Linked DNA regions of Homo sapiens: region 2 is linked to region 1. The links are chromatin contacts, found by Hi-C or POLR2A ChIA-PET in ENCODE. All regions are on one chromosome and are shown on one strand. The core of a region is the stretch at or near the end of the contact, and the rest is flanking DNA. Distances in the headings are between cores, read along the strand shown.

Region 1 (5,691 bases), core at 1,538-4,037:
CCCACAAGGCCCTACATGATCTAACTCTATGCGTCCTCATCTGCTAGCATTCTCCTTGCTGTTCCTTTGGCATAGTCTTTGAAGTTGCTATTTCAACTGTCTAGAATACTCTTTTCTGAGATATCTTCATGTCTTTCTCCCTCATTTTATTTGCGTTGTTACTTATCAGTGAAGCCTCCTCAGCATCTTCATTAAAAATAATATTCTTGCTTGGCTCCTGATATAGTTTGGCTGTGTCCACACCCAAATGTCATCTTGAATTGTAATTCCCATAATTCCCATACTTCCCATGTGTCGTGGGAGGGACCTGGTGGGAGGTAATCGAATGATGGGGGTGGTTACCCTCATGCTGTTCTCATGATAGTGAGTGAATTCTTATAAGATCTGATGTTTTGTTTTGTTTTATTTGAGATGGAGTTTCACTCTTCTTGCCCAGGCTGGAGTGCAATGGCACGATCTTGGCTCACTGCAACCTCTGCCTCCCAGGTTCAAGTGATTCTCCTGCCTCAGCCTCCTGAGTAGCTGGGATTACAGGCATCTGCCACCACACCCAGCTAATATTTTGTATTTTTAGTAGAGACAGGGTTTCACCATGTTGGCCAGGCTGTTCTCGAACTCCTGACCTCAGGTGATCCACCTGCCTCAGCTTCCCAAAGTGCTGGGATTATAGGCATGAGCCACTGTGCTTGGCCGAGATCTGATGGTTTTATAAGGGGCTTTTCCCCCTTTTGCTCAGCACTTCTCCTTGCTGCCACCATGTGAAGAAGGACATGTTTGTATTCCCTTCTGCCATGATTGTAAGTTTCCTGAGGCCTCCGAAGCCATGCTGAACTGTGAGTCAATTAAACCTCTTTCCTTTATAAATTACCCACTCTTGGATATGTCTTTATTAGCAGCATGAGAACGGACTCATAGAGCTCCTAGGTCACTTTCCAATTTGCTTATTCTGATCATCACCTCCTTTAACTTATTATGTGTGTATTTGTTTATTGTCTGTCTTCTCCCAGTAGATTGTATGCTCTGTGAGGGCAGGGACCTGTTCTTGTTCACTACTCTAAGCCACAAGCTAGAATAGTACCTGGTACTTGGTAGCCACTTGTTGCAGGTTGGTTCTCTGGGAAGCAGACTCTGCAATAATTTGATGTGCATGACTTCTATTAGGGAGTGCTCTTAGGATCAACAGCTATAAAAGGGAAAAGAAGGAAACAGGATGGGGCAGAGGAAGAAGTTGAGCTGTGATGCAGTCTTGACGATAGCCCCAGCCAATCTCATAGGAGGCTCTGAAGTTGTTCCAAATTAGTGTATGGGCCTGAACCTTTATAAACCCACATAGACCAGTTATTCATGCAGGTTGTCCTAGAAAGGGGGCATGACTTTGGAGAAGGGGCTCTTTTTAGGTAGACAATTGTATTGTGTGATAAGGGCTGAGGGCTTGCTGTCAGCAGCACCCCCAGGAGCTGGATAGCACATCACAGTGTCCGTAAGAGCACCCAATAAGGTGTATGGTTGAACACATGAACTCAGTGAGATCTAAAAACAGAGTGGATGCAGTGAGGTTCATGACATGCAAGACAGAAAGACAAGGAGAACCAGGTCAGTGAATCCTCATGCCCAAAGTCCTCCATTTTCTTGTTTATCCATTTTCCTATTATAGACAAAGCCCTGTCTGGGTACTATAAGGGATCTAACATCACAGACAATGTCCCTGACCTCAAGGAAGAGAATGAAACCTAGGCACAAACATCCATGGTACAAAGCATTGTGATATAATTTACATGTATAGCACAAATGGGTGCTTATAGAGGGGAAAGAGAAGGGAGAGCCCTTCCCGCAGAGGGAAGGAGGAGGAAGGCCCAGGGAAGGCAACATGGAGGAGGCTTTTGAAGCCCTGAAAGAGAACTAAGATTTCGTTGCACAAGGGAGGACAGAGGGCAGCCAGCAGGAAAAGAGGTAGTAGAACAAGGGTTCAGTTGTAGAAAATCCCAAGCTTGGGGTCAACAGTCCTCTCTCCTCCTATGCTCTGATACTTAAAGGTTGGAGGCTTGACCACATATGAATCCCTCAAATGCCATACAACCCGTGTGTTCAGGTCAAATCCTGAAAGAGGAAAGAAAGTGCTGCCTCTTTGCCTGCCAACACAATCAGCCTCAGGGGCTAAATTTGTAGTTCTGTGTGACTTGTTCTATTTTTAAAACTGTAATGAGCCAGTAAATCTAATCATCCAAACTGTAAAGCAGTCCATTGTATTTGGGAAATGGAGTGTAATCTGCATGGAAAAGACCATACCTTTCTGAAGAGAAACCAATGGGATGTTAGCTGGGTCCCTGGTTTTAAAAGTTTAGACTCAAGTACGTGGTATAAAACTCATCACTAGGGTAATGTTACAGATGAAGAAACTGAGGCACAGAAAGGTGAAGGGACTTCCTCAAAGTCACACAACAGATCAGTGTTTGAGGTGAAATCCAACCATAAACACACAGTCCCTGCGTTCCTTGAACAGCCCTCTAAAGCTTTTGGTCAGAGCTCCTTGTATGATGTCTGCTTTCCTGCTTCTTGAATTAACCGCAACAAGAGCCACTGGCCAGCCAATCCAGCTGCAGGTCAAGTGGCCCCTCTCATCTAATCGTAACCACTGCAAAGAGGCCTGACAGCAATGGAGTCAGCTTGGAGTGTGTTTTCTTGTAGCTCGTGGATGGCAAGCCCAGAAATAAACTATGGGCTTTATTGTTGGAGTAAGAGAATGATTTACAAGGCCCTGGCAGGTCATCGGCCTTGGCTCTGATGGAAAGAAGGAAATAGTCTGGGGCTGCAATTTCAGGGAGTAACAAATAGTCACTTGAAACCATGGTTTCAGCTTGAGATTCCAACTTGGCTTTGTGTTTTCCTGCCAGTTAACTAATTTCTGTTTGCCTAACATAATCAAACTGAGTAGCAACTTCCTCATGTGCTTCTAAAACAGTCTCTTCCCCCACTCCCCATACTAGAAAGGCACCCAGCATTTTTTAAGGAACTAGACTCCTTTGACTATTGAACAGTGATCTCAGACTTTAGCTTGGAATGTGTAGAGTATCTTGTGATCAGACCAGGGACCAAGGTGAACACTGGGTGCCAATAGCAGTTACTGCAGGGTTTGACTTTCTAGAATCAAAACCCAGATGGGAAATGACACTGTCAGAAATTAGGCCTGAAAGATACAATGAGCCCACATACAAAATTATTCAAAATGTGTTATCAGACCTCAAGAAATATAGAAGCAGGTAAATGTTTATTATTTATTCCAAACGTGATGGCTTTTAACTAGTGAAGAGGCACGCCCAGTTTTCTTAGTAGCAAGCCACATGACCACAGATACCTGGGTGTGGACCACATGAATCCTTTATTCATAATTATGGGAATTCAAATGGTCCATGCTTGCCCTACAAGTTCTGGCAGGGACCAAGTACATACAGATGTTCAGTTGATACCAATTATTCTATTTGTCAGGATCCCCCACAATGCCCAGTTTCAAGATGAAACTTGGGTAGGATGAAAGGTTATAGAATTACACTCAGGCTCAAATATCATCATTAATGTATAAAAGCCAGCTAGTGTTAGACCAGGCAGAAGCAGTGTGTTAGGCCATTCTTGCATTGCTAGAAAGAAATACCTGAGACTGGGTAATTAATAAGAAAAGAGGTTTAATTGGCTCATGGTTCTGCAGACTGTACAGGAAGCATAGCTCTGGCATCTGCTTGGCTTCTAGGAAGGCCTCAGGGAGCTTTTACTCATGGTAGACGGCAAAGAGGGGGCAGACACATCACATGGAAAAGCAGGAGCAAGCAAGAGAGAATGAGGGGAGGTGCCACAGACTTTTAAGTGACCAGATCTCCCTGGAACTCACTATCACAAGGACAGCACCAAGCCATGGGGGATTCTCCCCCATGATCAAACGCCTCCACCAGACCCCACCTCCAGCACTGGGGATTACAATTCAGCATGAGATTTGAGTGGGGACAAATACCCAAACCATAGCAAGCAGTTACACAGCTGTTGTGCTTGTGTGATGGAGCTTATTAGATACTAGTGGCCCGCCAGCTTAAGGGTTAGGCAACTCGTAAAAACGTTTTTGCTTTTCTAAAAATCTTAGACCAGCCACTCCTTATGGGTCACAGTTTGGAGACTACAGTTCAACCTGTCACTTGTTAGTGCCTCAAGTTTCCATTCTCTCCATCATTCACTTCTCTATGCCAGACTTTTGTCCAATTGTCTTGTTCAAAGATGGATTAACCATGCCATTAACTTGACCCTTTCACATCTACTAGGTACCTGATTCTATCGTTCTCCGCATGGCTGCAAATCTCAATTTAATCATTTCTTACTATTCAGATTCTACCATGATGGCCTGGTGGTGGTGATGGTGTGTGTGTCTGTGTGTGACATACGTCATCTTGTTTCGTTCTAAAAGCAGCCATGCTCATTCCCATTTTACAGATGACAAGATGAGAGGATGCAGTAATGACATGGTAACAGGTGCCAGATGAATGCAGACCTCATAGGCCAGGACAGTTTAGCTCAAGTGGGAAACGACTGGAGGGTTGTTAGGAAGTACATGATGTGATCTGCCTTATGCATTTGATCACTGTGGCTGCCACTGTGTGAATAACAGACTTGGTGATAAGAGTATCGAGGAGCCTGCGAGGTACTTCAGAAGAGAGTTCATAGCTTCTGTTGCCCATTGCTAATCCTTGATCTTCACTCACCCAGCAGGCTGAAAGCAAGTGAGGGAAGCTTTGGTGCTGCCTAGGATAGCAAGATACTGGTTCTTCTCCCACATCCCCTCCACCCATTGCTGCTCAAGTGCCCCTTGGGTGGAGTGGTTGGAAGCAGACTCAACAGGACTGACTGCTGTCAAACCCTCTTCCCTTTCAGACTCAGTGACACTGATGGCTCTACCTCAGGAAGGCCACGAGCCAAGAATATCCCATAAGGCTAAGATGCTTGATAGCCTGCTTTGGTTTGGTTCTGGTTTTGGTAAGAAGGGAGTTATGGGGTGTTGGGGGACATGGGGAAAGAGGTATGATGATGAAAGACAAATTGAAGTAAAAGCTGGCTGCGATGACCAGTGAAAGAGAGGAAAGGAGAAGAAAGGAAGTCACAGAAAGTGCCCACATTTACCGAAGATTCTTATGATGCCACCAATCCAGGGACTATGGAAGCAGTAAAAAGAGGGTTTGGGGCTTCATCCCACTTTTGTGTCCCTCACAAATGTTTGGGGTGGCAGATTATTCTGCCTAACTACCATTCCAACCCCTTTCCTCCCTTTATATCTCCCTTCATTTTTTTCTTTCTCTCTCCCTCCCTTCCTTCCTTCCAACCTGAGAGGCTTTTGATCTGTCATGTAGCTGATTTCAGGATAGTCATTTTCTTTTTACGTGTATAAGGCACTTTCCTACTAAATCGGAGCTTCCCAAGAACAGCAATTGAATCTTATAATTGTACCTCCTGAGGTGCTTGGTACATGCTACATAGATGATTGATGGATCCTGGCATGATTGATGCCAAGGTCTCTCATCTATGAGACAGAGATAAGCATTCTGATTTCGTGGCTTGTTAGAAAGATCAAATTAGACAGCATGTATGAGCATCTCTGACACACAGTAAATCTTCTTCAATAAGTCTATGAATCTGAATTAACTGGGGTCTTTCCACAAT
Region 2 (5,691 bases), core at 2,241-4,740, 37 kb before region 1:
AAAGGATAGATAAATTCTGAAAATTAAAGGGAAATGGGGAGAACTCTTCCCTTATTTTCAATTACAGGAATTGAAATAAGAATTAAGACTCTTATTTCTGATTTGTATTTGCCCTTGTGCTGTCTTGCTCCAACTCAGGAAACTATGAAAGGCCATTCTATGTTCATGACCCCTGGAGGAGTTTCCAAGGCTGTCATTGAGACTATGTAGCCAGACTTCATTGAGACTGGATCCTAACTGCAATATGAGCAATGCAGACTAGTAGATGTGATCTGCGGGACCAAAATAGATGCCCTTTTATCAACTAAGATGGATCCCAAGGTTAAGAAAACAAAAGTTACCTGTGAGTCAAGGGTCCAGAGCTTGGCTGGCACAGCAACTTCCTAAATTCTGACTACAAGAAAAACCTTGAGCATGTTAAACTCCCTAACAATAGGTGCTATCAGGCAAATTCCTAACTCTGATTTACAACGCAGATCACTACAACTCTGATTGGACAGAGGAAAAGCATTCTTTTCTGATTAGCAACTGCAGACCTCAAGCCAGTTTCAGCTGGCTTACAGAGACTACACACAATCTCTATGTCTTTGTGTCCTATAGTTTACCTTTTGTCGTAAAGGGCCAAACTCTACCGCATTTTAATACTAAAACCCTGCCCCTACATGAACATGAGATGCGTGTTATATATATATGTTTGCCCATTGTGCATGCACTCAACTCCTCTCATAAAGAAGTATGGCTTTCCCCCCAGACCTGCTAAATATGTATGACTATTATGTAATACAGATCCTGTGAGGCATAAAACCCAACCTGCCCTTTCCCTTTTCAAAGAGAGGATACCGTTGGTACACACTGAAGACTGACTCTTCCCGTTTTGCAAACTGATGTTGCCAGTAAACTTGCCTTTCTACTATTTAGCCATCCTTGTGGTCTTTTGAGTGGCATAGGAAATTGTTTATTTCTTTCAACATTCCTTCACCAGAATTTAAGCACATCTTGAGTACAGGTATACCTCACCTTAAGAAAACACTGGTTATGTGAGTTTTATTGAAAGAGTTAAATTGGAGGGAAATTTTAATAATAGTGTGAAAGGAAAATATCTTGGGCCCCTTCAAGCTGGGAACTGCTCAGGGCAAATCTGCCTCCCAGTCTATTCAAAGTCATCCCTCTGCTCACAGAGATAGGTGTATATTCTGATTGCCTCTTTCGGAAAGACTTACCAGAAACTCAAAAGAATGCAACCATCTGTCTCTCACCTACCTGTGATCTGGAAGCCCCCAGTGGGGGGGCCTTGCTTTGAGTTGTCCCTACCTTTCTGGATGGAACGAACGTACTTCTTACATATATTGACTGATACCTCATGTCTCCCTAAAATGTATAAAACCAAGCTGTGCCCCGGTCACCTTGGGCACATATCATCAGGACTTCCTGAGGCTGTGTCCCAGTGCATCCTCAACCTTGGCAAAATAAACTTTCTAAATTAACCGAGATCTGTCTCAGATTTTCTGGTTTCACAATAGTTACCATTGATTTAGCACTATTATGTGCCAAATCCTGCTAAATGCTATATAACTATTAGCTCATTTAATTTTCATAACAATCTTTGCAGAGATCCTGTTATTAGCTTCATTTTATAGCTATGAGAAACTAAGATTAGAAAGGCTAAATAATTTGCCCAAGTTCAAATCTAGGAAGTGGTGGAGTGAGATTTGAAACTCAATTCTGTCTGACACCAAAAACTTGGCTAATTAACAACTAGACAAAATGCCCCTTGCAACTATATTACAGCATGCTTTCCTTGCTGTGAATAATTAGTTCTTTTGTAGCACTGAGAAGAGAATTGTATAATGCCAAAAAAAAGAAAAGAGTGTGTGTGTTATGTAGTATATTTTCTGGGGGAAAAATGGACACTTGTAGCTGCATAAATATTAAACCCTTCCTCTTAGTCTATTTTCTTCAACATCCATGAAAATAACTGGACATAGACTAAAAAGCATTTCTCAATATTCAATACATCAGGAATCTACAAATTATTCAGGACAGTAGGATCTACGGAAAGATATATCTTGAAAATAGGCCTTATCTGTTGCCCAAGAGATACAGGGCCATTGGTAATTTCAATGCCCTCTTTGGTTTATATGGACAGTGTTAAGCAAAATAACTTTTAGTGTATCTTTTTTAAACCTCTTTCAAAGAGAGATACTCTATCAAGGCCGTTTTCAATGTTTCAGTACCTCTTGCCAGAGCCCTGCACATGTTCCTGCATCCTAACATGCTCACTGTGGGTTATGTCCTGAGAAGACCTGCTTGGTTTAGCAGCTGTGGTACCCATGAAAGAAATACATCTCTGATCCTGTGGTAAGTGAAATCAAATTTCCCTGCATTTCCGTAAGACCCCCTATACCAAAACATTGTTGGGGCTCACAAACTGATACCTCAAAATATGCTCATTGACATACTTAACTGAAGAAGCCTCAAGGTCTCTCTGATCTTCCCCATCTGGCCCCCCCAGTCTGTCCCAAAGACAGGATGATGTTGAAGTTCATTTATCTGGCCAGACATGGTCTCTCACGCCTGTAATTCCAGCAGTTTGGGAGGTCGAGGTGGGCGGATCACTTGAGGCCAGGAGCTCAGGACCAGCCTGGCCAACATGGTGAAACCCCATCTCTACTAAAAAGAAAAAAAAAGAAGTTTCTTCATCTGTCTGAGATCCTGAACAGATCCTTTCACAAGATAACATACAAGTTCATCTCTGTTCCTTGAACCGTTCATTCTCTCCAGCAATTCCCATAACAGAATTTCTCTTCTCCATCACCCCATAACCTATTTTGCCAGGATGGTACATAAGTTTCTGAATCCCGTTGGGGTGGGGTAATCACTCTGCAATTCATTCTGTGTGCATGTTAATAAATTTGTATGCCTTTTCTTCAATCAATCTGCCTTTTGTGAGTTGATTTTTCAATGAAATTTTTTTTTTTTTTTTTTTTTGAGGCAGAGTCTCTGTCACCCAGGCTGGAGTGTAGTGGCATAATCTCGGCTCACTGCAACTTCTGCCTCCCGGGTTCAAGAGATTCTCCTGCCTCAGCCTCAAGAGTAGCTGGACTACAGGTGCCTGCCACCATGCCCGGCTAATTTTTGTATTTTTAGAAGAGATAGGGTTTCACTATGTTGGCCAGGCTGGTCTCAAACTCCTCACATGAATATTCACACTGAATATTCATGGTGATCTGCCCTCCTCAGCCTCCTACAGTGCTGGGATTACAGGGGTGAGCCACCGCCCCCGGCCCTCAGTGAAATTTTAGAGTGGGGAGGGGAAGCTTTCCTTAGGCCCCTATAGCACAATGGTCAGTTTAGTATACCTTGTTTTCGATTCCTTTTGTCTTTGCTAAGAATTTAAGTAACACCTGAAGCACCAGTCAGGCAGCATTCCAAAGAAGGTTCAGCCGCATTTAAACCGTCGTGTCCCCCTGTGAGGCACTCCAGGCCAGATCCCAATCTCAGCCACATTCTTCACTTACACTTGACTGGCTGAGAAAGAACAGAACAAAACTGCCTTGGGTCAGAGGCCACTTTTTTATATCAGATGATCTAAACTGTTCCTGGAAGGATGTTTATCTGCTGGAACAAACACCCTGGGGCCTCCTGGCTGAAGCTGGGCTTTCCTCTGTCCATGCATCCTCCAAGGCTATCCAGAGTGCTTTGAGCAGCCCGCCTTGTCCATTCTTTCCATTTGTCTCTGTCTCCCCAGAGAGAAACGCCACAGGGAAGTACATGACAAGCTGCTATGTTACCTTAACATTGAATTCCCAGCAGGGATCACAAAGCCATGGAAGATACTGGTTCAGAAATTAGCTGAGAGGGACAGAGGGCTTTTAGCAGACGAGTGCTGGCTTTGCCTTAGAGAGCTTTCTGGGTGGTGCTCTGACTAAGGGCATTCAGGTCTTTATGATTCAGGGTTATTATAATGGCGGTGCTAACTTTTCTTGCGTACTGATGTAACTGGCAGCACATTAAGTGCTTCACCTATATTACTGCAGTCTTCCCAAGAATGCTATGAGATTGGACCATTAGTGCTAGGAGGTAGAAGGGCTGGGAGGTTCCCTTACCCATGGCCATACCAAGGGTCTGAGCCAGGATTCACACTGGTCTGCCTGGCTTTAGCATTCATCCCTCACTGTTACTATGCTGCAGAGGATGAATTGGCAGCCCATGGGCTGGATTTTGTTTAGCCTGCCAGTGTTTTAAAAGACATTTAAAAATCTGAGCCAATATTTAAAATGCAAGTGATTTCACATATAAACAAACAAAATTCTAACATCTCTTAAAAATAGCTATGACTGGCAACACTGGGTCCTCAATCCCAAAGGCTCCTGGCTATTGGAGGTAAGTATTGGCTTCCCTGCTACATGGGGCATGTGCTCCCAGTTTCCCATAGAACCTAGTATGGCAGGCTGGCTCCATTCATGTACCTGCTCCAGAAGAGCCAGACTTGCATTATAGCCTTCTATAGCATGATTTTTGGGTGCTGTGTGTACCCCTGACCTGGCATAGCCCTAGAAACAGAATTCTGTGCCAATACCATAGCTTGGGTTGGTTAGGAACAGAGAACTCAAGTGTAAGCTGCTGAGGGTTTGTGGCAGGTAATTTATGGTTAATTCCAAAGTCAGTTCATCTCCAAGGGAGAGGGCAGGATAAAGAGGTGGCATGGGAAGTGCTGGAAGTGACCATAGACCTGGGATTGACTCCAGGTTCTGCCACAGGCTGGTTACATGAGCCACATTGAGTCACTTTCTTTCCCTGTACCTATAAGAAGGAGAGATTGGAGTTGATGTTGTCAGGTGGGTGTCAGCTCTGAAATTCTAATATGCCACTGCTTGTTAGTCAAATTTTCACAAGAGAAACTGACTTTGGAGGTGTATCTTCTGGCAGTGGACAATGGGTGCAAACGAATAGGTAATTAGCAAACAACTCCGGCTCAGGTTCAGAGCAGCTGGAAGGTTATGGACCCGGCCCAGTGAAGAGAGGTGTGGCCCAAAGCACTGCAGCCATTTTGAATGCCAGAGCTTTCTGTCACATTAGTTCAGGGGTCAGTTCAGGGCTTGGCTCTTTATTTAGAAACCATAATAGGAACTACTTAAACCATTCTTTTCCAGAGCAAATGCCTCACCCCAAAAAATATCACTGGGAACTATATTAGAGAGAATTGCACAATCTTTCAGTGCATTCAGAGGAACTCACAGGAACTGTATTGTTTTCTACTTTCTTCCTTGCTTTTGAAACACAAACCTTATCACAACAAAGTGAACCTGTTTCTCCAATTAAAGCAGTCATGAAAATAAATAGTTATCCACAAAACTGCACTGTAAGAAATAAAAATAAGTCAGTAGATCAGGCAAAGTGCCAAGAAAACTCCTTCGTAATACATTTTACTTATCTCCTCTTTTGTGCCTCTGCAGGTCTCTTAATTCCCTCTGGCCTGTCACCATCTCTGAGTGTATGTTTCATTGGCTTCTTTGAATAAGCCTTATTGTCTCTTTAGCAAAGGTGGTGTGTGCAACCTTATGTTCTGTTGCTTGTCTGAAAATGAGACCTCAGGCATGACTTCCTGGTATCTCCCAGGAATGAGCAGGTTTTAGGATGTGGACCCAATAGAAACTCTTCTGAGAGCCAGATACCAATTGAGGTTCTTAG

What was found. A loop is a pair of places that touch in the nucleus more often than their neighbours do. ChIA-PET counts read pairs that join two places held with the same protein, here RNA polymerase II (POLR2A).
Region 2: a loop to region 1 is called in a map of Calu3, with 2.7 times the contacts of the local background. The contact joins two enhancer-like sites. A Hi-C loop is called at or near these places in 4 of 168 maps with a recorded cell type or tissue (Calu3, GM12878, HCT116 and 1 more). POLR2A ChIA-PET finds 5 or more read pairs at or near these places in 2 of 52 experiments (H1 and PC-9).

Annotation. Positions count from the first base shown.
Region 1 is chr1:117,229,212-117,234,902 of GRCh38, reverse strand. No RefSeq gene overlaps it. Among named protein-coding and RNA genes, the nearest start is that of VTCN1, 21 kb to the right of the region's middle. Within about 2 kb of position 2,787, at least 4 of the 41 ENCODE cell types and tissues checked have a DNase peak (open chromatin) inside an H3K27ac peak, as active enhancers do; they include PC-9, where a contact is called at or near this core.
Region 2 is chr1:117,266,935-117,272,625 of GRCh38, reverse strand. No RefSeq gene overlaps it. Among named protein-coding and RNA genes, the nearest start is that of LINC01525, 26 kb to the left of the region's middle. RefSeq lists an enhancer at 3,205-3,723 and a silencer at 3,685-3,979. Within about 2 kb of position 3,490, at least 3 of the 41 ENCODE cell types and tissues checked have a DNase peak (open chromatin) inside an H3K27ac peak, as active enhancers do; they include PC-9, where a contact is called at or near this core.